Regions from separate parts of the Homo sapiens genome. Here regions 1, 2 and 3 are each linked to region 4. The links are chromatin loops, found by intact Hi-C in ENCODE. Cell type or tissue: Calu3. All regions are shown on one strand. Links, peaks and the distances in the headings refer to the core of each region. The heading gives the core; the rest is flanking DNA. Region 1 has its middle 21 kb from the start of SCGB3A2. Region 2 has its middle 7.9 kb from the start of SCGB3A2. Region 3 has its middle 43 kb from the start of C5orf46. Region 4 overlaps SPINK5 (serine peptidase inhibitor Kazal type 5).

Evidence for each region. Hi-C counts contacts between places; a loop is a spot of excess contacts. Peaks named below come from ENCODE experiments on the same cell type or tissue, not always from the same donor. Only the 100,000 strongest peaks of a DNase experiment are listed, where the experiment ranks them.
Region 1: a loop joins it to region 4, with 4 times the contacts of the local background. A loop is called at or near these places in 13 of 110 quality-filtered maps.
Region 2: it touches region 4 in a loop (5-fold over the local background); 5 of 110 quality-filtered maps call a loop at or near these places.
Region 3: a loop joins it to region 4, with 10 times the contacts of the local background. A loop is called at or near these places in 42 of 110 quality-filtered maps.

The regions. Positions count from the first base shown.
Region 1 is chr5:147,854,104-147,861,988 of GRCh38, forward strand. No RefSeq gene overlaps it. Among named protein-coding and RNA genes, the nearest start is that of SCGB3A2, 21 kb to the right of the region's middle. In Calu3, for the core only: a CTCF peak has its summit at 3,611 (motif pointing right); a DNase peak (open chromatin) is centred at 3,628.
Region 2 is chr5:147,882,660-147,890,544 of GRCh38, forward strand. It overlaps a transcript of C5orf46 not described here. Among named protein-coding and RNA genes, the nearest start is that of SCGB3A2, 7.9 kb to the left of the region's middle. In Calu3, for the core only: a CTCF peak has its summit at 4,575 (motif pointing right); a DNase peak (open chromatin) is centred at 4,552.
Region 3 is chr5:147,946,004-147,953,888 of GRCh38, forward strand. No RefSeq gene overlaps it. Among named protein-coding and RNA genes, the nearest start is that of C5orf46, 43 kb to the left of the region's middle. RefSeq lists an enhancer at 328-900. In Calu3, for the core only: a CTCF peak has its summit at 3,918 (motif pointing right); no DNase peak of the experiment used is centred there.
Region 4 is chr5:148,104,802-148,111,869 of GRCh38, forward strand. SPINK5 (serine peptidase inhibitor Kazal type 5) reads left to right here. Exons shown (of 33, transcript NM_006846.4): 16 at 151-199; 17 at 2,236-2,363; 18 at 3,952-4,036; 19 at 6,967-7,068. Among named protein-coding and RNA genes, the nearest start is that of SPINK5, 44 kb to the left of the region's middle. In Calu3, for the core only: no CTCF peak of the experiment used is centred there; a DNase peak (open chromatin) is centred at 3,000.

The DNA of each region.
Region 1 (7,885 bases), core at 1,337-6,336, 250 kb before region 4:
TCAGTGAAATATTTAGAAATATATCTGATACATCAAAAACACCCAGCATGTTGGTTATTATTCTTTTTATTGATACCATCATTACTATCCTAATTTTTGTTTCATGCACCACATTTGATTTATATTAACATTCCATAAACACTTGTTTAATTATTATAGTGCTGATAAAGGATAAAGATTCAATGAGATGATACCTGTGAGTATAAATTATAGAATCAAGAGTTATATAAAGCAGAATCCTTTTTCTTGAAGGAACCAGTTATTTCCCTTGTTTTAGATGCTTACTTATTTAAGTGAAGTTTTCCTCTTCTTGCACAATCTCTTCCCAACTTTTCACCCTTCATCTGGCCCCAAATGGCCACCCCCAGACAACTGTGAAACCTGCCTATGCCTCTCTCAGTAGTGGAACCCCACACACTCACCTTCACCAGCTTGGAGCTCTGCTTCCCTGCTGGGGTTTTATAGCAGCCAAATCCATTTTGGAGGCTTTTGAATCTATGGGGCCAAGGGACTCTGAAGGCATCTGTGTCAGTTATCAGACTGGTGAAGTCTCTGTGCTAGGACCTAAGTAATACAGTCGAAAGGAGGAACCTGGGGGCTCGTGTTGAGGTTTGTCTAAACGCCTAGAATTCTTTTAGGGAGGGAGCTTGGGATACAAACAATTTTTATTCATCAGGGCCTTGAAGTTCAGTGATCACTGGTCCGGATAATTAAGACTTTAGGAAATGTGACCTCATCTTTGATGAAATTTATGTCTAAGATTTTGAAACAAATATAAAGACAATTTAAAAGTGCATGAGCATAGTAAAGCTTGACGTTAATTACAACAGCAACAGCTAATATTTATGGAGTGCTTATTATAGAGCAGGTTTAACCCCTTCACTATTCTGTACTTTGGAATCAGAAGGGTGTGATGATAGGATTTTGTAAAAACCACGTCAGAGGATCCCCTGTGGAAACGGAAAGGGTGGTTGCTTAATCACAGACGGCAATGAGATGATTGAACTTTGTAGGCTTAGTGTTGAGTCTAAACTGTGAGACCAGTCTGTAAAATGAGCTTAATCTAATTGAGCTTTAGCTATAAAATCCGTATATATTCCTCTGAAGCTTAAATAAACCCAGTAAATAAAGGTAATTGGACAACCAGAAAGCATAATACAAATGTGTGATTTACGATTTGGTTTAAAATAGTTGGACATTATTAGGATGCAATATTATTAAATAGTATTTGGAAAGGCCGTCCGCATGGGACACTGTGGTAGATGAGAAAACTGATGCTCAGAGAGCTCCTGTCTGTTTATGGCTTGGTTGTGATGGTGAGGGATCTCCCCCATGTGCAGAAAGTCAGAAGTGGATGCTTCCTCAATGATGAGAGGGGCAACTTTGTGGGAGGAACAAAGAGTGAGTGAAGTTTTAAAATTGCAAGACAGGGGAAAGGATAGTGTTGGAGGTAAATGTTGAATACAAATATATGAACGTAAATCTGAATTTAAGTATTAAATGAAATATATTTACATAAACCTGGCACATTCCTGTTAACAATAGCTCAGAACAATCTCTAGTGTACAGTAGCCTTTTTGATCCCCAGTTTGCTTTTCTCGGTTTCAGTTACCCATGGTCAACTGGAGTTCAAAAATATTACACGAAAAATTTCAGAAATATACAACTCATAAGTTTTAAATTTCACACTGCTCTGAGTAGCACGATGAAATCTCATGCCCAGGGACATGACTTGTCCCTTTGTCTGGAGTACCCGTGCTGTGGATGCTGCTTGCCTGTTACTCACTTGGCAGCCAACTCGGTTATCACACTGACTGTCTCAGTATCACAGTGATTATGTTCAAGTCACCCATATTTTATTTTGTAATGGCCCCAGAGTACAAGAGCAGTGATGCTGGCAATTTGGAAATGCCAAAGAGAAGCCACGAAGTGCTTCCTTTAAGTGAAAATATAAAAGTTCTTGACTTAATAAGGAAAGAAAAAAATAATATGCTGAAGTGGTTAAGATCTATAGTAAGAACAAATACTTTATCTGTGAAACTATGAAGAAGAAAAAATTGTGCTAGTTTTTCTGTCACACTTCAAGCTGCAAAAGTTACAGCCACAGTGCATGATAACTTTTATTTCAGTACGTTGTTATAGTTGCTCTATTTTATTATTAGCTGTTGTTGTTAATCTTTTACTGTGCCTAATTTATAAATTAAACATTATCATGGATAAGAATGTGTAGGAGAAACAGTATATATAAAGTTCAGAACTATTCGAGGTTTCAGGCATCCACTGGGGGTCTTGGAATGTATCCCTTTTGGATATGCAGGGACTCTGGTACAAAGCCTCTTCCATTATATCATCATAATGGCCATGATTACACACCCAAGGGGTCATATATCTTTGAATTGAACTTTCATCCAGAACTCTTAAAAAACAAAATATGTTGGTAAATACTTAGATGCCTAAGTATTTATTATCTCTTATCTCTTCTGACTCTTCTACCTTCCAGCAGAAGACCATGGAAGAAAGATAAACTTTTAAAGCACAGCCTTATAGGAAAGTTGTGTTAATAGATGGTAGCAGGTTTTGTAATTATTCCAATAGGTAAAATGAAAATAAACTTGGGGTCAAATAAATACTCTTAGGCCAAGCCAGTACTAGGCTTGTCTGATGCATATTCACACACCAATACAATTTTATTCTTTTAAGCTACTTTTTGTTAGTCTGATATTTTAATATTGTTTATGATGTGTTAGAACTTGATTCTGGCAGCCATTCTCTGAACTAAAAAAGCTTAATGTGATCTGGGGCCATTAATAAACTCTGATGTCTTCTTCAAAGAAGCTGATAGACCTGCTCTGCTCTGTGCTAGGCAAGACCTAAATAGTATTACATTTAGCTATGGCACCACTTTGGAGATTCTTGGAAACACTTCTGGTTGTGTTGAGGAGGTGACAATGGTTGACCTTAGGCATCCAAATGTGACCTGTACATCTTATTATTAGTGCTGCTTTCTAAGTTTCTGTCCAGGACATAAACTTAGTTCTGTCCTTTCTAAATGCTTTCCACAATTTTTGATGACAATATGTTGGAATTTCTGGAGTTGGCACTCATGGACTAAGGAATGCAAGGAGGGCTGAGTAGCAGCCTGTGTCGACCTAAATGTCTGTTGATTTATCAAAATCCTAGTGTGACAGAAGGATCCTGATGATCCCCCCTATACTGCTGAATATTTAGGGGATGCTATGAAATCTCCTAAGATTAGAGGCCTCCAGGTCTTCAAGGTACATCAGCCAATTTGAGTACTTTGTCTTTACTCTTAAATTCTCCATATTCCCAAATCCAATATAAAAGTTTCTAAGCCTCTGAGTTTCTCCATACCCCCAAATTCAATATAAAAGGTCCTAAGCCTTCTGCAGCATTTGAGGTAGTATTTCTTTTAGCTGGCTTATCATCTGAGAAGTAAAACAAAAACTAAAAACAATATTTCTTCCTCCTCTTTAAACATATATTTTTTTTCCTTTTTCAATTCATTATTTTCTTCTAGCACAGGATGTGGCACAAAGATGGCCATCACTAACATTGCCTGTTAGGTTGCTTTTGTTTTGTAAACTGTAGCACAATCCCGGAAATGGCCACAAGAGGGCATTTGTGCACCACTTTGAAAGTTACTCTTGTTCAACATCGCATTCCACAAACATTCATAGTTTCCCATGGTTTGAACTTTAATAATTCCACCCTGAAAGAAAGAAAATGAAGCTGAAGTCATATCAGACATAATCTAATCCATATTGTCATTCCAAAGATTCCAGATCTCAGGACCTGTGATAGTGTAACTCTTTAAAATATTGAAGCATTGTGAATGATTTTAAACATTTCAAAAAAAGAAATGTTTTAAATATTTTAATTAGTGTTGAGGCTTAAGTAGCTGTACTTTTGACTTAGATTATTATAGATTTGACAGTCAAAACCTTAAAATATTGAGACCCATGGGGGAAAATAATGTGTGCATCAACATTTATTGAATTTGATACTTTTTGTGATAGAGTCCCAGAAATGATATGTGAGAAGCTTAATAAGGTTTAAAGTGCTTTGTTTATTGCAGTTTTAAGTGTCTTCTTCTTGAATTAAATCTTAGGTTAAGGAGGCTGTTGGAGTCATATGATGATATTATGGTGCAAAATTAATTACCTTTGCACCAACCTCATAGACTTGGAAAGTGTAATGAAGATAATCTCATCTATTCTTATCTATTACAAGAGCCTTTTCCACAGTAAATTTGGTATTAGCTAACCTTTATTTGTAGGATTCAGTATGGAGCCATTAAACTTTATTTTCTTGTAATTTGTAGTCACATTTCAAAAACCTCTCAAATTCAATCCTAAATTCATATCTATTTTTGCTTCATGATGATAGCCCTCCAAATATCTGAACAATCTCTTAAGGGTTTCTTGGTTTATCTTCTCTCCAGGCTGGTGTCACCAAGTTTATTAACTGTCTCTCATATGATCCTTCAAAAGCCTGGATAATCTTCTTATTATGGGTTTGTTGTGAATTAAATATGACCACACATTCTTTGCAATTCCTCCTACCAAGAAGTAGAGTTTATTTTCTCTCCTCTTGGCACTGGGCACGTCCTATGGCTTCATTTGAATAATAGAATGTGGCTGAAGAGATGCCATGTGTCTTTTGAGGCTAAACATTAGGACATCTAGGGTTTTAATTTTCATATCTTGGAATGCATTTTCCTGGAACTCATGAATTACCAGATGCTTTGCAAACTGCCTCCACTGAGCTCATAGCCAAAGCCAATCACAAAATGCCAGTATTCTGGCTCTCCAGCCATCCCAGTGCCCCAGTAAACATCAATCAATGAAACAGGTGAAGCAGCTATATGGTATTTTTAAAGAATCATGAAAAAAGTACACTGTGCTTGTTTTGAACCACTGAATTTTGGAGTATTTTGTTATATGGCATTAGACAACTGAGAGGTCCAGGTTGCAAATGATCTCACTGGGTTGAGTTCAGATCTAAATAGAATGTGTTGACTGTGACTAATAACCTGTAAAATAGATTTTTTTCTTATTTGATTTTGATGGCACATTTTCATAGTAACATATTTTTTCAGCCATATTTTCATAACCTGTGATATTTGAAATGATTTGAGACCAGAGCTGTTGTTGCTTATCTTGACTTAAAAAGAAAGACCACTGAAATAGAGCCTGTGACTTTTTCCCCAGTTCCTCAGTTTTTTCTGACAGCCAAAAAATAAATCCTGAATTTTTCTAGACTTGATGGAATGACAAACATGATTTCATTAATACAATACTTAACTGTAAACCAAGGGTTTGCACATACATCATCTCACTTAATCCACACAAACGTATATGGCAGCATTAATAACCCTTTAACACACACTGAAGTATTTGTGAGTGATAGGACATTGGCTAGCAATTTACTCTCCAATGGTTCTGAAAAAAAGAGTTCTATGTACTGTATTCAAATCTTTTCTGTAAGTTTGAAATTGTCTCAAATTTAAAATCTTATACCAAAAAAAATCTTATAATTTGTTCACTGGATGCAGTGATTATCCATTCTCCTACTTCTATTCTGTGTACAAGCTAAAGAAAGGTAAAATTCTTCAAAGAGAAATTACAAATAAAACTCCCCAAACATCACTCAAAATTAAAGTGTTGAGAAGTAGTTCATGAGCTTGGTGATTGTGGCTGCTCTGACTGAGGTTATAATTATGAAGCTGGATAGCTAAAAGTAAAGATAGAGAGGGGATAATAATAATAATAGTGTAACGTATCTTGAGTGTTCATTCCCAGGTACTAATTTTTGTAAGCATTTTGCATATGTTAACTTATTACTTATAACACCCTTAGAAGGAAGGAAGTTTGTTAGCCCAACTATAAAATAGTTGGTAAAACTGAGGCCCAGCAAGGTAAATAACTTCCCCATTGGAAAAGCTGTGCCATGAATACAGACAGGCTGGCTTCAGGACCTGTGCTCTTTGTCACTAAACAAAGAACAAGGGCACTGAAAGCACAAAAGAGCAGCCTCAACCCTAGAAAGATGTGGAGAAGCTGGAGACAGTGTTTAGCAAACATCAAGCTTGTCAGGAGCCCACACACCTCAGTAAAAAGGCCTCCTCCACCCTGTACTACCAAAAGAATCATAGCGCATGTTGTTAAATCAAACTAAATATGGCCTGAGAAAGCCTCCATACTTCCATATTTGAATCCTTGTGGATGAACTATAACCACCTTAGTAGGTAGACAAGACTGAAGTATGCTTCTGTAACAATAGGTGAGTCTCAGCCAATCCCAGAAGCTATACTTAACCACTCATATGCCGCTGACTGTTCAAACTATGCTCAAATAAGACATGCACCAAGCTGTAACCAATCCATCTGTTTCTGTACCTCACCTCTGTTTTTTTATACATCACTTTCCTTTTATTGTTCTGACCGTGAGGCATCCCTGGAGTCACTCTGAATCTGCTGTGATTCTGGAGGCTGCCCAATTTTTTTCTTTTTTTTTCCCTTGCTCAATTAAACTGTTAAATTTAATTTGTCTAAAGTTTTCTTTTAACAGATCTGGTGTCAGAGTGGGATTAAAAGTAAAACTCCAGCAACCCCCAGGAACACCAGGTGACCAGGTGAGGTACCTGAGGAGACTATTGTGCTCACTGCTCTCTTGATTGTAGCTGGAGGTCATGGGTGAGTTTGCTCTCAGATTCCGAGCTCCACCAACTTGTGTTCTGAGCTCTATGTGTTTATTTGAGCAATAGTTAGGCTGGACTGAGTCCAGGATTGAATTGGATTTGATAATTAACTGAACTGGATTCAGTTAGAGGTCTCAGGCCTCAGGAAGGTACTTTATTTTTAAAATGGGATCTTTTGAATCCAAAGAGTCTGGGACTCCACCTTCCAGGACTCCATGTAAATTTTATGTATAAAAATTATGGACCCAGAACATGTGCATTTTTAGAAAAATGGGTTAACCGCACTAGAGAAAACTTAGAATTAAGATGGCCACAATGGGGAAGTTTTAATTTGGATAAAATTATTTGTGAGGCACATTAGAAAAGGGGGGATCAAAAGCCCCATGAAAACAGTGGGACGTATTCTTTCATTGGTATGCAGAGGCCTCTAAAAGACCACATGAATCAAACATTGCTTCCTTAAAAGATTCTTTGCAAAAAACAAATGAAAAGCTTAAGCAAAAGACCAAGAATGTGATAAAAGAGGACTGTACTCTGACTGAACTAACCTCAACTATTCCTTCTCTTTATGTATCTCTACCTACATAGTCTGAGTCCACTAACCTTTTTGGTAAATTACCCTTTCGCCCTGACGATGATGAAAAAAAAAGAAATCAGACAGATGTCTTACAAAGTGAGACCTTCTGACCAGCTGGGCCTGCCTGCTGTAACTACTTTCACTCCATGGTCCAAAACTAAGCTTAGAGCCATTGTGAAGTACTTTCTTGATCCAAGTGAAAATCCTCAAAACTTTACTGAGGAATTTAGAATCCTCATACAAGCTTACAATCCAGGACTTCCTGACCTTTATCAATTTATTCACATGATGTTGGGGCCTGGTGAAGCTTGGGAATGGATGGCAGCAGCAGACTGGGACAAACCTGAGGCGGATGTTAAAGACCCCTCCAAAAGTTCTTCATGAGAAGGACAAAAAGTAGCTCTAAAAATTGGTAAATACCCTTTAAATTTAATTCCTAAAATTTGTCCACAAAAAACTGATTGGCCCATCATACAATCTTGTAAACAGAAAAAGGATGAACCAGTTTCAGATTACAGAACTCGCTTAGAAACACTGTGAAACATGTAGGGCTCAAAGTATAGCAAGGAGTATTTCCTGCAGGGACTG
Region 2 (7,885 bases), core at 1,612-6,611, 220 kb before region 4:
CTCTGTCATCTACAGTGATGACAGAATTATCTTTCCAAGGAATTATTCTGGTAATATCATGACGGCCTGTAGAGCAGATTTCAAGCTTCTGAGCATGGCATGCAAGGCTGTTCATGATCTGGCTTTTGGTTACACGTCTAGTCTTCTTATCTACATTCCTTTCTTCACATGCGCTCTACTCCAGCCACACTGAACAGATAACTAAATCCTTTTCCCTCTAACACTCTTACACCTTAATGAAAAATCAAGTTTCTTCCTACCTAGAATGTCTGCCACCATCGACCTTCAGACCTGGCCTGTGTCAGTCTTTGGACTGTTTGCTGTCAGGTCCATTTCCTCCACTTCCCCTGTTCTGCTCTGCTCTGCTCTGCTGTGTGTTGAGGCAGGACAGGAAACATGATACTGATTGCTGCAGCTTGCATTTCTCAGGTTCCCAAATCAGCTGACATTTGGGCTAGGTTCTGCCCCTGGGAGGCGCAGGCAGTAGATAGGAAGTAGGAAAAGAGGAAAACTATTGTATGACCCTTTCTGGCTCTGTATTAGGGAGAAGTCTCTGGAAATGACTGTACCACGTCTGAGCTCCAGGTCCTGCTAGATAGGCCTGCCTTGGTCCCAGCTTTTGCTGGGTGAGTCCAGCCTCTGGGCTCTGGTTACACCACCTCCTTTCTTTTTCTCTCCAGCTGAAGTTAGTGGTTTCCTCCTGTTGTCAGTTTCTGGGTGCCTTACCATCACCTACTTGACTTTTAGCTCTTCTAATGTCTATTCAATCAATTCTTTGCATTACATTCCTTCTGTTGTAAGTACTTTGAGTAGTTTCTGTTTCTTAATTGGTTTCTGACTAAGATGATGTTAAATGTTATCTCTAGGGATATTATCTTAATTTCCTTCCATTGCTTGACTTCCATTTTTTGGCAACTAAAATAGCTTTCACTCTGTGAAATTTCCTACTTTATTTCCTTATTTTACCTATGCCTATAATGATAGATTAGGTTGCCCAGCTGCAGTAATAAATAATCCCAAATCTCAGTGGCTTACGTGCACAGTGTGTCACTTGTTCCTCACAGTATGTGGCCATCTTTGGTTGGCTGTAGCTATGATCAATGTTTTATGAATTCTATACAGGAGCTGATGGAATAGTCTCTCTTGTGCATTTTGCTTATGTTTACAGGGAAAGAGAACTTGGTGAACAATGAGCTAACTCTTAAAGCTTCTTCTTAAAAGTGAAGTATATGACTTCCAATCATGTTTAATTGGCCAGAGCAAGTCATTTGACCATGTTTGACTTCTTTAGGAAGGGGATGTATAATTATCCTATAGGAAAGAGCAGTGCCAAATATGATTAATGTAATGTAATTGACCACATTACTTGATGACTTCAAAGTAATTGTCACCTTAGATGACTCTCATACTTGCAATTTTCTTTTCTATTGAATTACATGCCATCTTTCCGCCTACCTTAGTTTTCTGCTATTTGACCACTATTTTTCAGTTTCTTTAAATGGCCCTTATTATTTTTGACTTCCCTTGGACATTGATACCTCCAAAGATACTAAACTTGATTCCCCTTCTATTTTTACTCTGTGTATAACCTTTATTGGAGAATCTTATGTACTACCATGGACGCCAATATAATCTTTATGTTAGGAACTCTAAAATCTATGGCTACAATCTATACCTTTTTTTTTTTTTTAAAGAAGAGATTTAGTTACCTATAAGACACCTCCAAGGGATGCTCTTTTTTAGGTTCAACTCAAACATTTTTACCTGAACTCATTGTCTCTCTTTCAAAACCCACTCCTATGTTTTAATTTGCTATTCAGTTTACAGCACAGACATTTTAGTGGTTGCCTGAGACAGAAACTTGGGAATAATCCTAAGTACTCTCTGTCATCAGCCTCCTTTCTGATTGGTAAGCAAGCCTTATCAACCCTTTTCACAACTATTGCACACATTTTTCATGATCACCACTGGTACTGTTCCTAAAACTTACTTTCTTTCTTTCTTCTTTCTTTTTTCTTTCTTTCTCTCTCTCTCTCTCTTCTTTCTTTCTTTCTTTTCTTTTTTTGAAGTGCTATAGTGCCATCACAGCTCACTGCAGCCTGGACCTCCTGGGTTCAGGTGATCCTCCCACCTCAGCCTCCTGAGTAGCTAGGACTATAGGCACATACCATCATGCCTGGCTAATGTTTTTTGTATTTTTTTAGATACCATGTTGCCCAGGCTAGTCTTGAACTCCTGGGCACAAGCGATCCTCCTGCCTCAGCTTCCCAGAGTGCTGGGATTAGAGGCATGAGCCACTGTTCCCAGCTGCAGATCTTGTCATTTCCCTTCAAACTACTGTGTTAATCTCTCAAGTGACTTTTGTATTCCCAAAGGTCCCCTTCTAATCCATCATCCATACACAGAAGGAGACTTCCTAAAATACAGGAATTATTCCCCAACTTCAAATTCATCCATAGTTTTTTAATGCTGATTGAAAAAAAAAGAGTCAGACACTATGTTAAATCAATAGACACATTAATAATATAAGTTTAAACGTATTTGTTTTCATACTTATTTCAAAGTCTCTTTTCTAGACTGTCAAGTTAAATGGTTAGTGACTCTAATGTACATGTCTGTATCCTCAGCACATCGCACAGAGCCTGAAGATAGTCGGTGTTGGTTCTGTTGAATAAATGGGATTGTTTCTGTTAAGTTGTATCTGATTGGGTTGGCCCCTTTGTTTTGTTCCACTAGTCATATTATTAAGCCTTTCATTGCTCTCTCTCTCCCAGTGTTTTGCATATTTGAGAAGGATGCCTCTCTATGTCTTCACTAAGGTATTAAATGGAAAAGATTGGGGATAAAGTTCTCTGCCATTGTACTCTGAGTAATAGCAGTAATCTGACAGTTTACTGGGTTGGAAGGTTTTTTTTCCAGGGGTGTATCAAACAGAGGGATTAAGAAGGAATCTGGGGACAAATTATGTTTGGGAAGGCAGGCAGAAACTGATGATAAACATTATCATAAAAGTGACAACACCAAATGCTGGTGAGGATGTAGACAAGCTGGATCACTCACACATTGCTGGTGTGAAAGTAAAACAGTACAGCTACTCTGGTAAAATAGTTTGACATTTTGTTAAAAAACTAAACATGCAACTACCATAAAACCCAGCAATTGTACTCTTGGGCATTTATCCCAGAGAAACAAAAACTTATATTTATGCAAAAACCTGTACACAAATGGTCATAACAATTTTATTTTAGTAGCCAAAAACTGGAAACAACACAGTTGTTCTTCAGTGGATGAATGGATAAATTTTGGACATCTTTGTAAAGAAATACTATTCAACAAAAAAGGAGAACAAACTATTTATATACACAGTAACCTGGATGCATCCTTAGAGAATTATGCTGAGTGAAAAAATGTCAAACCCCAAAGGTTAAATTTTGTATACTTTTATTTATGTAACATTCTCAAAATGACAAAATTATAGAAATAAAGAACAAATTTGTAATTTCCAGGGGTTAAGGAGACGATGGGGGCAGGAAGGAAGTGAGTGTGTTATATAAGAGCTGTATGAGAGATCCTTATGAGGACAGAAATATTCTGTGTTTTACCTGTATCAATGTCAGCATACTGGTTTTGATGTAGCAGCATAGTTTTGCAAGATACTACCATTGGAGGAAACTTGGTAGAAAATATGCTGGATTGCTCTGTATGATTTCTTAAAACTTCATGTGAATCTATAGTTATCTTAAAAAGTTTAAAAATTATTTTAAAGATCATCAGAATATAGAAATATATACATATAATTATCATATAATCATATGGAATATAATTAACATGTTATATATAATTATATACAACTATAATTATGTATAACTGTAGTTACATATATGCATATATGTAACTTTCATTCTCTTCATCCATAAATTCCACAAATTAGAGGAAACCACTGTTCACATTGATGTGCTTTTTTCAAGACATTTTCTAAATATTTACAAACATACATGAATGATACATTGCACATATGAATGACATATGCCTTATTTAAATTGTTATCTATGTGAATATTAATTTAATTTATATAATGTATATTATATTGTTTCTAATATCTAATTATATTTTTTGTTATTATAAAAAGTGCTATAGTGAGCATGCATATTTTGCATACATTTTTGTCTTTATGTCTTCAGAAAAACCTTGAAAGTGGAAATGCAAGGTCCAGAATTACATGGTGTCTAAAATTTTGATAACTAGTCACACATTTCAATGGGGAAGAACAGTTGGTATCTCAGGTGACTGAGGTCGGAGAAGTGCCATTTCCAAAGATGGGATTAGGGACCCAAGACAATGCCTAGGGTATGATTGTTCTCCCTAAGCTAGCTGTAAATCCCTTTTTATTATGTGCTGGAGGGTCAAGCCATGCAAGGTATGAATTATATGATTTCTTAGTTTCATGTCTAAGATAGGCAGTACAACCAGACAGGTAAGTACAATTTATTTGCTACATTATTTTTTATTTTAGAAAGCAACCAGATGAAGAGCTCGCAGGCTATTGAGGCAGATTAAAGACAGCAGAGGGCGCTCATTATTAGCAAAATCAAGGAAAACATTTGTGTATATATGCAAGGTAGATAATGAGAAATATCAGCACCTTCTATTGCATTAAATTTTTCACTGGGGATTCACAACTAAATGGCAACTACCTGATGCTCCCCCTTTCTAGTAACTACCTCTGACTTCATTTCAAGCATTGTTAAATGGTGCATTCTTTGTTCTGTCCTTAACTCTCTCATTATCAAATGAGAACTTGTTTTCTGATACTGACAATGACCATAATAACAGTGATAGCTATTGGTCATTCATTGTTTCCTCCATATATTTTCGATTCAGCAAATAATTATTGAATATTAGTTGCAGGATCTTTGCTGGACAGGAAGCATACAGTAATAAATTGTCATGACCCATATCTCCATAGATTTCACAGTGTAAAGGGAGAGATAGAAACCACACAAATAAACATGGGTAAAAGGATAATTATAAGTTATGATAATAACAATAAAGGAAAAGAATAGGATCCTAAGAAAGGTCACAGTGACAAGAGATTGCCTGTTTATTTTAGGTCATTTCTATGGACATGCCAAGTTGGGACTTGAGGTTGGAAGAACCCATCTTAACCAAATAATATTCTGTGTGGAAGGTACTAAGTGCATGAATATCCTGAGGATAAGGAGAACTTGGCTTCTTCAAAGAACTGAAACATCACCTGTGTTTCAGTGCACAGGTGGCAGCAGGAGCACAGGGACACAAGCCAAGGTCAAACCATGCATTAGGTGTCATGGTCATGGCCCTGTATTTATCCTAAGAGCCCAGAAAAGCCTTGGGAAATTTTGTATCCAATGTTCTCCATATACCTGAGTGGCAACACTGCATATGCAACCATATCCACTTGCATTAGTCAGACTCCTACGAGTCATTCCTGATACTTCCCTCTCCCTGACACGTCATGTAGAACTAATCACCATGTCCTGTCAACCTAATGTCTTAATATTCTCTTGAATCCTTCCACATGGTTCTGTCTGCATTGACCCTCCCTTGCTCAAGAGCTTTTGGCTGGCTTCTTGCTTTACTCTGGACCCCTCTGTCTAGCCTGCACAACAGCCAACTGATATTTTTAAAATGCAACAATGATCATATGTGTTCCAATGCTCAAAATCCTTTGGTGGCTTTCCATTGTTCTTGGATTTAAGAATAAAATCCTGACCATAACCTATGAGGTCCTGTAAGACTTACTTTCTTCCTTCTTATTTGCTTTCCAGCCACCTTGACGTTTCTTCATGGCTAGAGAACAGTATACCTAGCACAGGGCTTTTGCAAATGCCATTCACTCAACTATAAATGCCTCTTCTCCTTCATTGCCTTATGAATTTTGTCCTATTCAACCACTTTATTATTTCTCTTTTGAGATCTCAGCACATGTCTCCCTTCCTTAGGAACCTTCCTTCACCCAGTTGATACACATCTGTGACAGCTTCCAAGAGAACCATCTTCCTTCCTTCCCAAGCAAGTCTCTCAAAATGTAATTATAGGTTTATGTAGGATTATCTGATGATTTTTTGTATCTCCCACTTATTTGTGAGCTCCAAGATTGTTCAGTATTTAAATTGTGTGGTTTTGGGAGTATATGCATATGTTTAAATTCTTTAAGTGTATACTTTAAATGCATGCAGTTTTTGTACATCAGTTATAAGTTTAGAAAATTACTTATATGCTGTGAGTCCATAAAGTGTCCATTTGGGCCAATAAGGGAGTGGCTACATTTTGAAGGCTTTTTCACAATGTCCATTAGCATTTTTTAAAATGCCCTTTGATCTTGCAATTCAATTTTTGAAAACCTTTTATAAAAACATTAAATAAAAATATTTATATATAAATATTAGTGCATGTGCTTATACATATAAGCTTGTTTATTGCAGAATCCTTTGAAAAGCTGAAAAAATAGAAATGATATGAAAGTCTATCAATAGGGAAATAATGAGATATTGAATAGCTTTTTAAAGATTTCTATCTGTTTACCTAAACTAAATGCCATGAGAAATTATTCAGTGACAGTCAAGCTGCAGAGTAAAGCACTCACCCAAACCCCACTCTACATGTGAATATGTTTGGATATGTTTGAACAGTCAGGGACAACAGCAACAATATTGGTTGCTGATATGGCTGGTTTGGGAATAATCGGATTAGTGTGGGAGATTGTTAACTTTTAGAAGTATATACACATTTCCATATTCCCCTCATTTTTCCCTCTCACATGGTAACATATGCCACTTTAATAATTTTTGGATCTAAATTTTGAAGAAAACATTCTGTCAATTAGTACATATTAAAAAGTAATTCCTCTCACCTAGGTAATGGGTTGATAGATACAGCAAACCACCATGGCACACGTTTATCTATGTAACAAACCTGCATGTCCTGCACATGTATCCCAGAACATAAAATAAAATTAATTTTCTTAAAAAGAAAGTAATTCCTCTCACTCTCAAAATAAATACAAAAGGAAATCAGTCACACAGACTTTTGTTCGAGTTTGGCTCCAGCGTTACTCAACTGGGTGATCTTGTCAGATTCTCAATTGCATCATTTCAAAAGGGAATAATCATATCTAATTTTTGTACTAAGTATGAGGATTCAATGAGGTAGCATTTATGCAGGACCAAGCATGGAAGGTATCCTAATGAAATCTGTTTCTTAATAAAGGTAGGTAAGTTTGAAGGATTATAAGGCTATCCTTGAATGTCAAGCATTGCCATAGTCTGAGTTTTGGTTTAAGCTTTCTTCTGTGGTTGAAATGCCCTTCCTTCTCCTTCTCCATGTCTTCAAATCCTTTATCATTCATCAAGTCATGGATCAAATATTATTACATCAGAGAAATCTTTCCGGATTTCCGAGGGAGCATGAATGGTTCTTTGTGCTGGTTCCCATGTTCCCATGTCCGTGCCTCTGTTATGCTGCACCGTGTTGAGTATGTTTAGTTGGTTATGCACGCATATCTTCTGCATCAAGACTGTGAGGCACTTGAAAGCAAAAATCATGAGATATTCAACTGTGTACCCTTACTATCTTGCCCTTGGGTAGAAGCTCTATCATTTAAATTTCTTCACTTTTTGCAAAATACAAGAAACATTTACAGAACAGCTGCTCTCTGCTAGACACTGTTCTAATTGCTCATGATTGCACCAGAAACATTGAACAAAAAAGGCCAAATTCTTGCCTCGTGGAGATTACATTTTAATGAAGGTAGGCAGAAAAAGGAATGAAATAAATAAAGTTTTAACATTGTGTTAAAAGACATATATTAAAAAATATATATCCATAGGAGGAAAAATTAAGCAGC
Region 3 (7,885 bases), core at 1,071-6,070, 160 kb before region 4:
TACATTCTTCTAAATTTTTTTCAAAGTTTTCAACTTCTTTGCCTTTGGTTTGAATATCCTCCCGTAGCTCAGAGTAATTTGATCGTCTGAAGCCTTCTTCTCTCAGCTCGTCAAAGTCATTCTCCGTCCAGCTTTGTTCCGTTGCTGGTGAGGAACTGTGTTCCTTTGGAGGAGGACAGGTGCTCTGCTTTTTAGAGTTTCCAGTTTTTCTGTTCTGTTTTTTCCCCATCTTTGTGGTTTTATCTACTTTTGGTCTTTGATGATGGTGATGTACAGATGGGTTTTTGGTGTGGATGTCCTTTCTGTTTGTTAGTTTTCCTTGTAACAGACAGGACCCTCAGCTGCAGGTCTGTTGGAATACCCTGCCGTGTGAGGTATCAGTGTGTCCCTGCTGGGGGGTGCCTCCCAGTTAGGCTGCTCGGGGGTCAGGGGTCAGGCACCCACTTGAGGAGGCAGTCTGCCCCTTCTCAGATCTCCAGCTGCGTACTGGGAGAACCACTGCTCTCTTCAAAGCTGTCAGATAGGGACATTTAAGTCTGCAGAGGTTACTGCTGTCTTTTTGTTTGTCTGTGCCCTGCCCCAAGAGGTGGAGCCTACAGAGGCAGGCAGGCCTCCTTGAGCTGTGGTGGGCTCCACCCAGTTGGAGCTTCGAGGCTGCTTTGTTTACCTAAGCAAGCCTGGGCAATGGAGGGCGCCCCTCCCCCAGCCTCGCTGCCGCCTTGCAGTTTGATCTCAGACTGCTGTGCTAGCAATCAGCGAGACTCCGTGGGCGTAAGACCCTCCGAACCAGGTGTGGGACATAATCTCGTAGTGCGCCGTTTTTTAAGCCCGACGGAAAAGAGCAGTATTCGTGTGGGAGTGACCCGATTTTCCAGGTGCCATCCATCACCCCTTTCTTTGACTCTGAAAGGGAACTCCCTGACCCCTTGCGCTTCCCAAGTGAGGCAATGCCTCACCCTGCTTCGGCTCGCGCACGGTGTGCACACCCACTGGCCTGCGCCCGCTGTCTGGCACTCCCTAGTGAGATGAACCCGGTATCTAACATGGAAATGCAGAAATCACCCGTCTTCTGTGTCAGTCATGCTGGGAGCTGTAGACCGGAGCTGTTCCTATTCGGCCATCTTGGCTCCCTATTTTTTGTCTTTTTAATAACAGCCATTCTCACTGGGTAAGATGATATCTCATGGTGGTTTTGGTGTGTATTTCCCTGTTGATTAATAATATTGGAATTGTTTTATGTGTCTTCTTTTGAGAAGTGTCTTTTCATGTCCTTTGTACACTTTTCAATGGGGTTTTTTTTGCTTGTATATGTGCTTAAGTTCCTCATAGATTCTGGATCTTAGACTTTTGTTGGATGCATAGTTTGCAAAAGTTTTCCCTTATTCTGAAGGTTGTCTGTTTACTCTTTTGGTAGTTTCCTTTGCTGTGCAGAAGCTGGTTATTTCAATTAGGTCTCCATTGTCACTTTCTGTTTTTGTTGCATTTGCTTGTGAGGGCTTAGTCATAAATTCTTTGCTTAGACCAGTGTCCAAAAAAGTGTTTCCTAGGTTTTCTTCTAGGATTTTTATTGGTTGAGGCATTATATTTAAGTTTAAAATCCATCTTCAGTTAATTTTTGTATATGGTGAAAGGCAGGGTTCCAGTTTCGTTCATTTGCATAGGGTTAGCCAGTTATCCTAGCACCATTTATTAAATAGAAAATTCTTTCCCAATTGTTTCTTTTTGTCAGCTTTGTCAGGTCAGATGGTTTTAGATTTATGGCTTTATTTCTGTGCTATCTATTTTGTTCCACTGGTCTATTTTTGTACCAGTACCATACTATTTTGACTACTGTAGCCTTGTAGTATAGTTTGAAGTCAGGTAATGTGATGCCTCCAGTTTTATTCTTTTTACTCAAGATTGCTCTGACTGGGCTCTTTTGGCTTCATATGAATTTTAGAATTTTGTTTTCTAATTTGTGAAAAGTGATGTTGGTAATTTAATAGGAATTGCATTGAATCTATAGATTGCTTTGGCCAGTATGGTCATTTTAACAACATTGATTCTTTCTTTCTTTCTTTTCTTTTTTTTTTTTTTTTTTTGAAACAGAGTCTCGCTCTGTCACCCAGGCTGGAGTACAGTTGCATGACCTTGGCTCACTGCAGCTTCTCCTCCCAGGTTCAAGTGATTCACCTGCCACAGCCTCAGCCTCCCGAGTAGCTAGGATTACAGGCATGCACCACCACTCCCAGCTAATTTTTTTTGTATTTTTAGTAGTGACGGGGTTTCGTCATGTTGGCCAGGCTGGTCTCGAACTCCTGACCTCAAGTGATGTGCCTGCCTCGGCCTCCCAAACTGCTGGGATTATAGATGTGAGCCACCATGCCCAGCCAATGTTGATTCTTTCAACCCATTAGCATAAAATATTTTTCCATTTGTTTGTGTCATTTATGATTTATTTCAACTGTGTTTTGTAGTTCACCTTATAGAGATCTTTCACCTCCTTGCTTATATGTATTCCTAGATACTGTATTTTATTTTTGTGAGCTGCCCATGTTTTAATTGGCTCATTTTTTATTGAGTTGTAACAGTTCTTTATATATCTTAGATAATAGACCCTTATCAAATATAGCCGATTCTCACTATTTGTAGGTTTTATATTTGTGAATTTGCCTATTTGCTAAAATTATTTGTATTCCCCAAATCAGTGGTCATTTGAAGATATGCAGAGCAGTGAAAAATTTAGTTGCTAGAGGTGCACATTCTTAGCTGAGGTTGACTAAGGCATTGCTCTATCTTCTTGTTTCAGCTTTCATACAGAGATTACCAGAAGATTGCCAGTGCAGTATACTGCAAAAAGTTTCAGCTCTGGGGTCAGTTGCACGGGTTTGAGTCTCAACTCAGACCTGTGAGGCAGCCTCAGGTAAGTTTCTTATCTCTTCTGAACCTTGTTTCCCCTTTTGTAAATTAAAGAAAATAGAGTCTACCAAAATGAGTTACTTTTAGGATATAAGATTATAATCTATGATATATATCCAAACATTATATATGATGTAAATATATATACATTATATATACAATGTAAATATATATACATTATATATACAATGTAAATATATAATGCAAATATATATATAATTGGGATATACATATACACACACATACACACAGAGTGTATATAAAAATGTGTATATTTCTCTAGGAACAACGTTCCAATATTTGCTAATTCAATGTCTGCAGTGACTTTTAGAACCTGAGTATTACAAATAACACAAATAAGAAGAATCCACTATGTATAATTTGTAAATACTGTTTCCCATTTGGTAGGTGGTCATTTCACTTTCTTGATAGTGTCTTTTGATACAAAAAAGTTATTAATTTTGATGAAGTGCAATTTGTCTATTCTTTATTTTGTTGTTTGTGTCTCCAGTTCTAACTTTTAAGTCAAAGTGATTTTTAGTTCAGTCACAGGTGAAACAACTATGCTGATATGGGTGGGGTTCCATTCATTCATAAACGGCTGCATAAACACTTAGAAGAGAAGGTTGATTGATTTGCGGAGAGTTATACAGCTAATAGAGGGCAGAGTTAAGAATCAAACCCATGTCTGATGTTGAAACCTATAATCTCAAGTGCTTTAATTATGCAGAAAGGATATTTATGATGAGCTAAAGTTGATGGTAAACTTTTTTTTAAAGAGTGGGTAGCATTTAAACCAAAGGAAGAAAGGAAGTGTTTTTCTTTTCAGGGAACTGTTATTTGTAGAAGATATGTTCAAATATAACAGATAAGTACAAATAAGCATTGGCAAACCCTTGTTATCACTTCTAGTTCTTTGTTGCAAGAATATTATCCCACTATCTGAGAACTTAGATGTTATTAATAGAGGGGTAGGCTGTTGTAATCACTACTTATGGACACAAGAGGGTGCTAAAAGATCTCAGTTCTCCTAGTTCTTTATGTCCAGGTGTAGAAAATCTGTTCCCTTTCCTTAATGTTGTTTCTCTGTGTGAAAATAAACTTAGATTTAAAAGTTCAGAAAGACATTAATAGAGATAAATGAAAATACTGCCTAATATACAAATATTATTCAGATTTCCAGAATAACAGAAATTTAGTAGAGTTCTTAAAGATTTGGTACTATTTTACATGAATGTAGTAAAATGTCAGATCTAGAGAGAACATTTGAGATTACTCTTTTTTCCCCTTCCTGCTCTCTTTCTTCCTTCCCTCTCCCTTCTTTTTTCCTTCCATTTTGTTAAGCAATATTTCCAATCTGACAAACAAAACAAACTATAAGTACAACTATTCTTCATGAAATGAAGACAGGGCACTGAAGCCCAATCTCTGACCTTATTTCACCACCATGGCTGGCCTGGTGATATGTCTGGGTAGCCTCAGGGTGTCACGTAAAAGAGTTTAAAGTATAATTGCCGATGTCCAGGTGGTTGGAAAACTATGCACTCAGATTGAATCCTGCCCCTGACTGTTTTCATATAATTTGTGAGCCAAAGTAGTTTTTACTTATTTAAGTGGTTGGAAAAAAATGACAGACTATCTCATGATGTAAAAATGACATAAAATGCAAATTTCAATGCCTATATACAAAGTTTTATTGGAACACAGCAATGTTCATCATGTAAGTGTTGCCTATGGCTGTTTTCATGCTATAGTTGCAGAGTTGAGTAGTTGCAACAGACATCATATCTCAGCTTCTTTAATAGACATAAAATCATATGAAGTAAAAATTAAAATACAATATTGTTAGATTTGCAGCATATATTATGTAACATATTTGTAACATGTATGATGTTATATAAAGTTATATATATATACACACACATACAACAATAAGTACAATAGCTATGGTAGTATAAATTTAAAGTAGACTGTGATAATTAAAATATGTATAGTAAACTCTAGAGCAGCCGTTAACAAAACAAAACCATTAATGATTGTAGAAGAAATTAAAGGAATTAATATATTACATTAGAAAATATTCTCTCAATGCAAAAAAAAGCAGTAAAGGAGAAATAGAGGAACAAAAAGACATGAAACGTAGAGAAATAAACAAGCTAAAAGGTAGATGCAAATCCAATTATATCAATAATAATGTTAAATTTGAACGGATTAAATAGTTTAGTCAAAAATTGTCAAACTCAAATAAAAAACAAGATGCAATTATTTGCTGTGTTTAGGAGACTTTGTTTTTGTTTTTTTGTTTTAGATTTTAGTTTTAATTGACAAATAATTATATATATTATGTGGTACAATGTTATGTTATAATACATGTGTACTTTGTGCGATGATTAAATCAGACTAATTAACATATTTACCACATCACATACTTATCATTTCTTTATTGTGAGAACATTTGAAATCTACTTTTTTAAAGAAATTTTGAAATATACAATAATTATTATTAACTGTAGTCACTATGCTATGCAACAGATCACTAGAATCAGTCCTCCTAACCAACTGAAACTTTGTACCCTTTGAGTAACGTATCCAGTTTTCCCATCCACCCTCCAATTCCCTGATCCCTCCCAGGCTCTAGTAACCACCATTTTACTCTCTACTTCTATGAGTTTGACTTTCATAGAGTCCACATGTATGTGATATCAAGCAGTCTTTGTCTTTCTAAGCCTGGCTTATTTCACTTGGATAACGTCCTCCATGTTTATCCTTGTTGTCACAATAACAGCATTTTCTTTATTTATAAGACTGAATAATATTCCATTATGCATATACCACATTCTTTTTACCCATTCATCCATCAATGGACATTTAGGTTGCTTCCATGTCTTAACTATTGTGAATATCACTTCAATAAAATATGAGAATGCAGATAATCTTTATGAGATCCTGATTTCAATCTCTTTAGGTATAAACCTAGAAGTGGGCTTGCTGGATCATATGGTAATTTTTTTTTTCTTTTTGAGAAACTTTCATACTGTTTTCTAAAATGACTATATTAATTTACATCCCCATCAACCATGTATAAGGGGTCCCTATAGGAGATACTATTTTAGATTCAAGGATACAAATTGGTTGAAAGTAAAAGAATAGAAAATTATATGTCTTGCAAATAGCAACCACAAGAAAGCTGAAATGGCTATACTAACATCAGACAAAATCATCTTTACAAGAGAAAGAATATGGCCGGCAAAGCCTAACGTATTTACTACCTGGCCCTTTATAGAAAAAGTTTGCCACTCCATGCTCTAGGTGCTTATGATGACTCACTGGGATAAAATGAAATATATTACACTCATTATTATATTTTAAAATTCAAATTATTATTATTATTTTATTTATTTATTTATTTTTGAGACAGAGTCTCACTCTGTTGCCCAGGCTGGAGTGCAGTGGCGCGATCTCAGCTCACTGTAACCTCCACCTCCCGGGTTCAAGCAATTCTGCCTCAGTCTCCTGAGTAGCTGGGATTACAGGTGCGCGCCACCATGCCCGGCTAATTTTTGTTGTTGTTGTCGTTGTATTTTTAGTACAGACGGGGTTTCGCCATGTTGGTCAGGCTAGTCTCGAACTCCTGACCGCCTGATCCACCCGCCTCAGCCTCCTAAAGTGCTGGGATTACAGGTGTGAGCCACTGCGCCTGGCCAAAATTCAAATTATTTTAAAAGTTTTACTTGTGGTATGTTTTATACTATATATGTTAGCGTAGCTTATGTATATAATTTATGGGTAAGTAAAAAATATATATTTTTGGTGTTCATGTGCAGAAATGTTTTCCTCATTGCAGTGAGTAAATAAACACCTTAAGAAACTACTCTAGAGGGTTGTGGGATAAACAATTACATATTAGGTACAATATATACTACTCAGGTGAGGAGTGCGCTAAAATCTCAAGATTTGCTTTTATATAATTCATCCACATAACCAAAAGCCACTGCACCTCTAAAGCTATAAAAATAAAAAAAGTGTTTTAAAAATCTCACTCTGTCTTAATCCTATTGTTTTACAAGTGGGAAAAAGAAAATCAAAAGAGGTAAAATCATTATTCAAGGGCCCAAAGTGAAATTTTTGCAGAATCAGCTACAGGCTCCTGCTTTTTGTACTGTACTTTTTTTTTCAAACTTTTAATTTTAATGGGTACATAGTAGGTATACCGTCATTTTGCCGACATGCCCACCCCATCCCCTGCTGCCTTACAGTCTGGGGCTTCTGACATAAGGAGCACTTGTGGTAATTTCAGATTCTCACTATTGCTGGACTAATTACTACATAACACATGCAGAACCTTTTTCCTAGTCTTTGTATAAATCTTGGTATGCTATAGCATTAGGAGTGCATTTTTGCTCTAGAGAGAGGTTGAAGAATATCCTCAATTGATCCCAAGCACCTTCTCTGAGGTTGGAAATATCTCCTAGAAAGATGCAGTAGAAGCCTATACACATTCTGCATGGTACAGTCATATTTCAATTTGGAAGTGTGGTGCCAGGAACAATGATATTGGGAAAGTGTCTGTAGTTAACTTTAGACCTCCCTAATTGGAATGATGCAGCTTGATTGAGAAAGTCACAAGTCAAGAGAGACACACAAAAACTTGTGCACTTCCAGAAGAAGGTCCAGGAAGATGAAAAGATGGACAATATTATGTCTAGGAAGAACAGTAGAGGAGTTAGATGGTGTTTAGCTTATAGATGGCTCAGGTGCCAAAATAGTTATTTTCAAATATCCAAATGACTATCTTGAGAAAGAAGGAACAAAGCTGCTCCATAGGCCCAGACTAGGACCTTTGAGTAGAATTTGCAGTGATTTAGAGTTGGGCATGCTAGTCAGAGAGGTCTAATGATGGACTGGATGTCACATCAGAGAGACCACATCAGAGAGACCACATCAGAGAGATGTGGATGTAATGCCTGCCTTCATCTCTTATTGCCTG
Region 4 (7,068 bases), core at 1-5,000:
AGGAGAATTGCTTGAACCCGGGAGGTGGAGGTTGCAGTGAGCCGAGATCGCGCCACTGCACTCCAGCCTGGGTGACAGAGAGAGACTCCGTCTCAAAAAAGAAAAAAAAAAATCCATTTCTTCTCTCTTTTTCTTTTCGGTTTCTTAAAGTCAACAAGAAGAAAGAGCAAGAGCAAAGGCTAAAAGAGAAGCTGCAAAGGTAATATTCTCAGGAATGCTGATGCTGTGCCCTGACATTTTTCATTTCTTTATAATTCTTTACTTATCCTATTAGAATAAATGTTTTCTGTTTAATTTTCATGCCTGAAATAAATGAAGAACATTTTTAACCTGAACAAAAAGGGTCCTGATAAGAAGTGTCCAGAGTACCAATTTTATTTCACAATTATTCAAATTTTGAGGTTTATTTCATAAAAAGTGGAATGTTAACTTTTTGTAAGGAATTTTCCCCATATTTGGCTTTTATTAGATTTCTGTTGTTAGAGTATTAACTTATGCCATTTACTAATTTCAATTTACATTATTCATATCTCTGTTATTTCAAATAGAGAGTATAAGATCTCAATCATTCCAATTTACAAAACGAAAGCACATATATTATCATATTTGAGCTTTGTCACCACCCAGCTATGGAGCAAGTGGTGGTTTTCTTGCACCCAATTAAGATTATTAAGTTGGGCCTCTGACTTTCCAGTTATTTTTATTCCACTCTCCATGCTTTTATAATTTTATACATAGCAGAGTCAAATTTATCTGTGTGGAGATGTTGAATTATTCTCATATAATAGCTACATACAAGATTTATCTTTCTTTCTTTTTTTCTGTTTTTTTTGAGATGGAGTCTCGCTCTGTTGCCCAGGCTAGAGTGCAGTGGCGCAGATCTGGGCTCACTGTAACCTCTGCCGCCCGGGTTCAAGTGATTCTCCTGCCTCAGCCTCTCTAATAGCTGGGATTACAGGCACGTGCCACAATGCCCAGCTAATTTTTTTTTTTTTTTTTTTTAGTAGAAATGGGGTTTCACCATGTTGACCAGGCTGGTCTCAAACTCCTGACCTCAAGTGATTCACTCACCTTGGCCTCCCAAAGTCCTGGGATTACAGGTGTGAGCCACTGCACCCGGCCTGTTTATTCTATTTCTTAACAATAGCCACAACAGTACAAACCTCATCATTACTTGGGGAAAAGTTGACACAGTTTAAAATTTGCCTTCTTACTGACTCTTTTTTTTTTAAATAAGTGTTTCTACTAGGTGAAACTATCTTTTCATTGATCATTTAGAATTGAAAATGTGTTTTCATCCATTATGTTTGATCAGCTGCCAAATCCTCTTAGATATTTCCAGTGGTATTAACATATTCCTCCTTCTCTCCACTCCTATTCTTACCCTCTTGCTTCAAATCCACATCTCCCATTCCTGGTTTTTAATTTTTTTAAATCAATTTACTCCCAGAAATATGTTAGTTTCTCCAGGGATCAGACTTATTCTCTTCTCTATGTATAAAGATATGTCTTTTTAAATTTATTTATTTATTTATTTTTGAGTCAGGTCTTACTTTGTTGCCCAGGCTGTAGTGTAGTGGTGCGATCAAAGCTCACTACAACTTCGAACTCCTGGGCTCAAGTGATCCTCCCACCTAAGCCTCCCAAGTAGCTGGGACTACAGGCACACACCACCATGCCTGGCAATTTATTTTATTTTTTTATTTTGAATTTTTCTGTAGACACAGAGTTTTGCTATTGTGTCCAGGCTTGTCTTGAACTCCTGGGCTCAAGCACTCTTGCAGTGGCCTCCTAAAGTGTTGGAATTACAGGTGTGAGCCACCATACTTGGACAAAATATATATTTATTTCTTAGGTTAAGCATGTTTTTTCTCTTCTTTCTCAGACCCCTAAAGACAAATCACAGGTAAGCAATATTCTCATTTCCTCCAGGAAGGCTTCTCATCTAAGCCTGCCTATGGAATCTTCCCACCTCTGATCTTTCCTAGCTTTTACAGACCATGCTATGCAACACAACACACACGTATGTTTTTGATGATAAATATTTTCAGATCTGCTATAATGATGGGACAATTCTGATTGATGACGGAAGCTTTGTAAATACTTACTGATTTACTACTATGTGTTATCACTTTTGTTTTTACTTTTTACTCTACGTTACATATTCCTCATAATAGGAAAAGATGCAGGAAGGATAGAAAACTACTCTGAGAAAATATTTTCTTCATTTCCCAGGAAATCTGCAGTGAATTTCGGGACCAAGTGAGGAATGGAACACTTATATGCACCAGGGAGCATAATCCTGTCCGTGGCCCAGATGGCAAAATGCATGGAAACAAGTGTGCCATGTGTGCCAGTGTGTTGTGAGTGTCCACCCCATCTCTCCCACTGAATTTCTTCATCCATGATCGCCCCTGAGTCTCAGATCCTTCATGCATGTGTAGAGTATAGACCGTGAGTTATATATTAGAAAGGTTTACAAGCAGATGGATAAGACATTAAGTAATATTGAATCATATAGTGACAATACTATTATTTATTCAATTATCCTTCTATTTTCCAATTAAGTCAAGGGAAAAAGCTCAATTTAATGGTTTTTTTTTAACACTTGATAATCTTCATTTGTGAAAAAGAGAGAGCAGAAATTTCATGATTTGGATTGGATGATCTTTTTGATGTCTTTCCCACTCCTGACATTTTATGATTTGTTAGTCTATTCAGATAGGAGCTAAGGAGAAGCCAGCTGGATGGAGGTCTGTGGGGTCAGTACATAAAGACTATTAAAATAGCCTGAACAATAAATGGAATAGGAAGGATTGTTATTTATCCTTTCAAGGACATTACTATATAATGCAAACATTCATAAGTGGTTTAGTGTGGAGTAAAACCTTTAGGAAACAGGCTCATACCCTAAATGTTTACTAAAATGTCTCCTTGTTAAGCCAGGTTCATGGCCTTCTAAGGTCTTTGTTTTGCTGAGTGGTGTAGGTAAGCCTGTGACTACAGCTCCATCGTGTGGGACAATATAGAGGTTAATTATTATCACTTCTAATTCTCCTTTTTAGGCTCTTAATCTGCTCCTGAACTTAACCCTAAAATAAATGCCGAGAAAAACGCTTATTTAAATAATACCTGCTGAGGTGCAAAGTTAATGTCTCCTAACTTTCACATGTCTTGATCCAACCTTAAGTGGATGCATACAATTCCCTAAAAGGAGAGGTTGACAGAGTAGAGCACTAGAAGAAAAGTGGCCTGAAATTCAAGAAGCCAGGGTTTTTCTCTCACCCGTTCAATTTGCTGGTGTTGTGGTAATGACTAAATGTAGTAAATGCTAAGGATTTTCCAGCATTAACATGCTATATGTCAGTAGAAAATGGCAAGAATACCAGAATATTAGGCTTGTGTTCAACCCCCAAAGATTAGCAGTTGAATCTAACTGGACTTAAATCACTACTGCAATCTAAACCTTGAATTTCAACTTCAATATTAGCTCCATTGAAATAATATTTAAAATTTTTAGTTTAAAGTAAAACATGGTTTATTATGATTTTGAGCCCATCATCTGACTTAGCATCACCCTTTGCCTTTATCACGGATATGGTAGTTACTTGGAGAGGAAAGGTTTAAGCAGTGAAATAAAATCAAGACAATTGTAGCTTTATTCGGAATGTTAATTAAAATTAGCGACGTACAAAAAATAAGATCACCTGAGGGCCACAGACTGATAAAGATGCATGCTTGTTTTGTAATTATTCTTCTTTAGAGGGGGAATGTAAACAGCTAAGTTTATCTGTACTATTGGTTAAAGCAAAAGCACCTCTCAGACTAGATAAATTTGTATTGAAGACTGAATCTGACTGTTGGTTTGGAAGATCCTCATTCCTTTTAAAAATGTACTACCAAAAAGAGTAGGGAATCATATTCAGCCTATATCTTCTTTTTCTATTACAGCAAACTTGAAGAAGAAGAGAAGAAAAATGATAAAGAAGAAAAAGGGAAAGTCGAGGCTGAAAAAGTTAAGAGAGAAGCAGTTCAGGTAGTTGTTTGAGATCATCAGAGCCACATAAATATTCAACGATCACTCTCCCTAGGGAGGGCTCCTATTCCCTCCTCCTCATTCCAGTATTCTTAGTTTCTTTGCAAACTGGGAAAATGTGTTTGGATCCCCATATACAAGAGTACTCCCCTTTCCTTATTCAATTTATTCACATTAAATCTATTAATTGCTCGTGCAGGAGAGAGATCAATCACCATTTTCTCCCCTGATTGTGTCAATTATATTACCTAAGAAAGAAGTATATATAGATTGTTATCTTACTGTCTGAATGCAGACTAATAGAGACAGATGTTCAGATTTTTCTCAAGTACATTTTTGAATATGAATATTTACCTTAAAAACAGCAACAACTAGGGATCCCACTTAATTATCTGTGAGATTTTGAGGAGATAAAAGCATCTCTGAGTCTTGAGTTTGCATTCTTTAACATCTCACATGATGGTGATAACAATGATAATTGTACATTCGTTGCTACTGTATGCATCATGGCATAAAGTTTTATGACTGATATTTGTAGTAGCCATTGAAGGGACATATTATTATCTGTGTTTTATAGAAGAGGACTTGGAAGCTGACATAAGAAGTTAAGAAATATATTTAATTAGTTACATATAATACAATTATATACTGATATATTATTTACTATATATTAACATAAATATTATATGATACAAATAATATCATATATAATTATAATTATATGTAGTTAGTAACTTGAGAACCAAGAATTGAACCAAAAGTTCTGGCTTTAAGGCCCATGATGCACTTTAGATTTTACACGCTTCTGCCATTTGTATTATTCCTGCAGACTATGCCTTAGGTCCTCATTATTCTTTTCTTTTGTCCTTCTGTGATTTAGAAGAGCTCATTTCTACTGCTCTTACCTTTGCTCTCTACAATCTACTCTCAACTCTTAAGCCAAAGTAATTATTTAAAACCATAAGGCAGGTCGTGCTACCCAGTGGCTTCTCACCTCACTCAAAGTAAAAATCAAGGTCCTTGTAGTGTCTGGAAGTGCCATACATGGTCTGATCCCTGCCACTTTTCATAGGTCACATTTCCTATTATTCTACATTGTTCTCCATGCACCAATTATACTGGCCACCTTTTGGTTTCTGGGACATCCCAAGCATTGATTCATGGCTTTCTATCACGTGGTCACAAAAACAATGTGGTTAAAAAACTGGACTCTAGGCTCAGACTGTCAGGGTTCAAATCCTTGCTTCATTTCCCTACCAGTAAGGTCCTACAGTTAACATCTTCATATATTAGCTTTCTCACTTATAAGATAAGGACATTATTATTACGTATATTATTTTTATGAAGTCCCAAGAAACTTATTAATGTATAACAGCACAGTGTCACACATATCTTAAGTAGTCACTCTTTAATATTATATTTATTGCTGTTAATGTCATTATTGGTCTAATCTCATTGTCCAGTGGGGTGTTCCATACTGGAGAGTTCACCAATTCTTCAACATACAATGAACTTTACCTTCTATATGCCATTACTCACAGTCAGAATATCCCTCTTGTCTACCAAAATTCTGGCCACTTTTCATGGCTCAGACTGTGTGTTAACTGCTCCCTAAATATTTTCCCATGTGTGCAATATACTTAATAACTCTATCACTTGTTATGCCAACAATTTAAAAAGTATTTTAGTTATATTATTCATTGTATTATAACTTATAGTTGCCTCTATGTGTTTTCTTCAAAGAAATTAAAAACTCTGTGCTAGTTTTCTATGGTTGCGATAACAAATTAGCACACTTTAGTGGCTTAAAACAACATAAACTTCTCATTGTTCAACTCCCACTTATGAGAACACATGGACACAGGGAGGGGAACATCACACACCGGGGCCTGTTTGGGGACTGGGGGAAAGGGGAGGGAGAGCATGCAAATATCTAATATTAGCCCCCTCATGCAAATATCTAATGCATGCAAATATCTAATATTATTAGCCCCCTCATGCAAATATCTAATGCATGAGGGGGCTAAAAACCTAGGTGACGGGTTGATAGGTGCAGCAAACCACCATGGCACATGTATACCTATGTAACAAACCTGCATGCTCTGAACATGTATCCCAGAACTTAAAGTAAAATAAAACAAAATAAAATAAAATAAAAAACAATGAAAACAACAACAATAACATAAACTTCTTATCTTATTTCATAGGTTAGAAGGCTAAAAAGGATCTCACTGGGCTAAAATCAAAGGGTTGGCAGAGCTGTATTCCTTTTCTGGAGTTTGCAGGCGACAATCCATCTCTTTTTCTCCAAATCTAGAGGCCGTCCATGTTCCTTGGTTCTTGGACCCCCCTTCTCTGTCTACAAAGCCAGCAATGTTATATCTCTCTGACTGTTCTTCTGTGGTTACATCTCCCTCTCACTCTGTCTTCCATCTCGCTCTTGCAGTTTTAAGGACTGATCCTTGTGATTGAGCCTTACACTGAGCCCATTATGGCAATACAGGATAATCTCTTCATTTCAAGGTTATTAACTTAATTATATCTGAAAAGCCCTTTTTGCCATGTAAGGCAGCATATTCTCAGGTCTCAAGTATTAAGACTTAGACGTATTTGGTGGAACGGTATTATTCTGTATACCACAGATTCCTTTACCAATTTAAGAGGCCATACATTTTTCTTCTCTGTATCTTTCACAGTGCCTAGTGCAGAATAATATTTGACCTGAAGGTTTTCTAATGAGATAAATAACAGCAATCCATGTTCCAAATGTGTGACCTAGTTCTCTGAAAAGCATTTTGGTTACTATCAACCTTCAGCATCACCTTTTCCATGCAATCATTATGTTTTAGTTTTTAAAGCAGTATTGTGGAGGAAGATTTCTAGTGTTTAGTTATTGGACTCTTAAAACCTGCTTCTGCTTCATTTGGCAGGAGCTGTGCAGTGAATATCGTCATTATGTGAGGAATGGACGACTCCCCTGTACCAGAGAGAATGATCCTATTGAGGGTCTAGATGGGAAAATCCACGGCAAC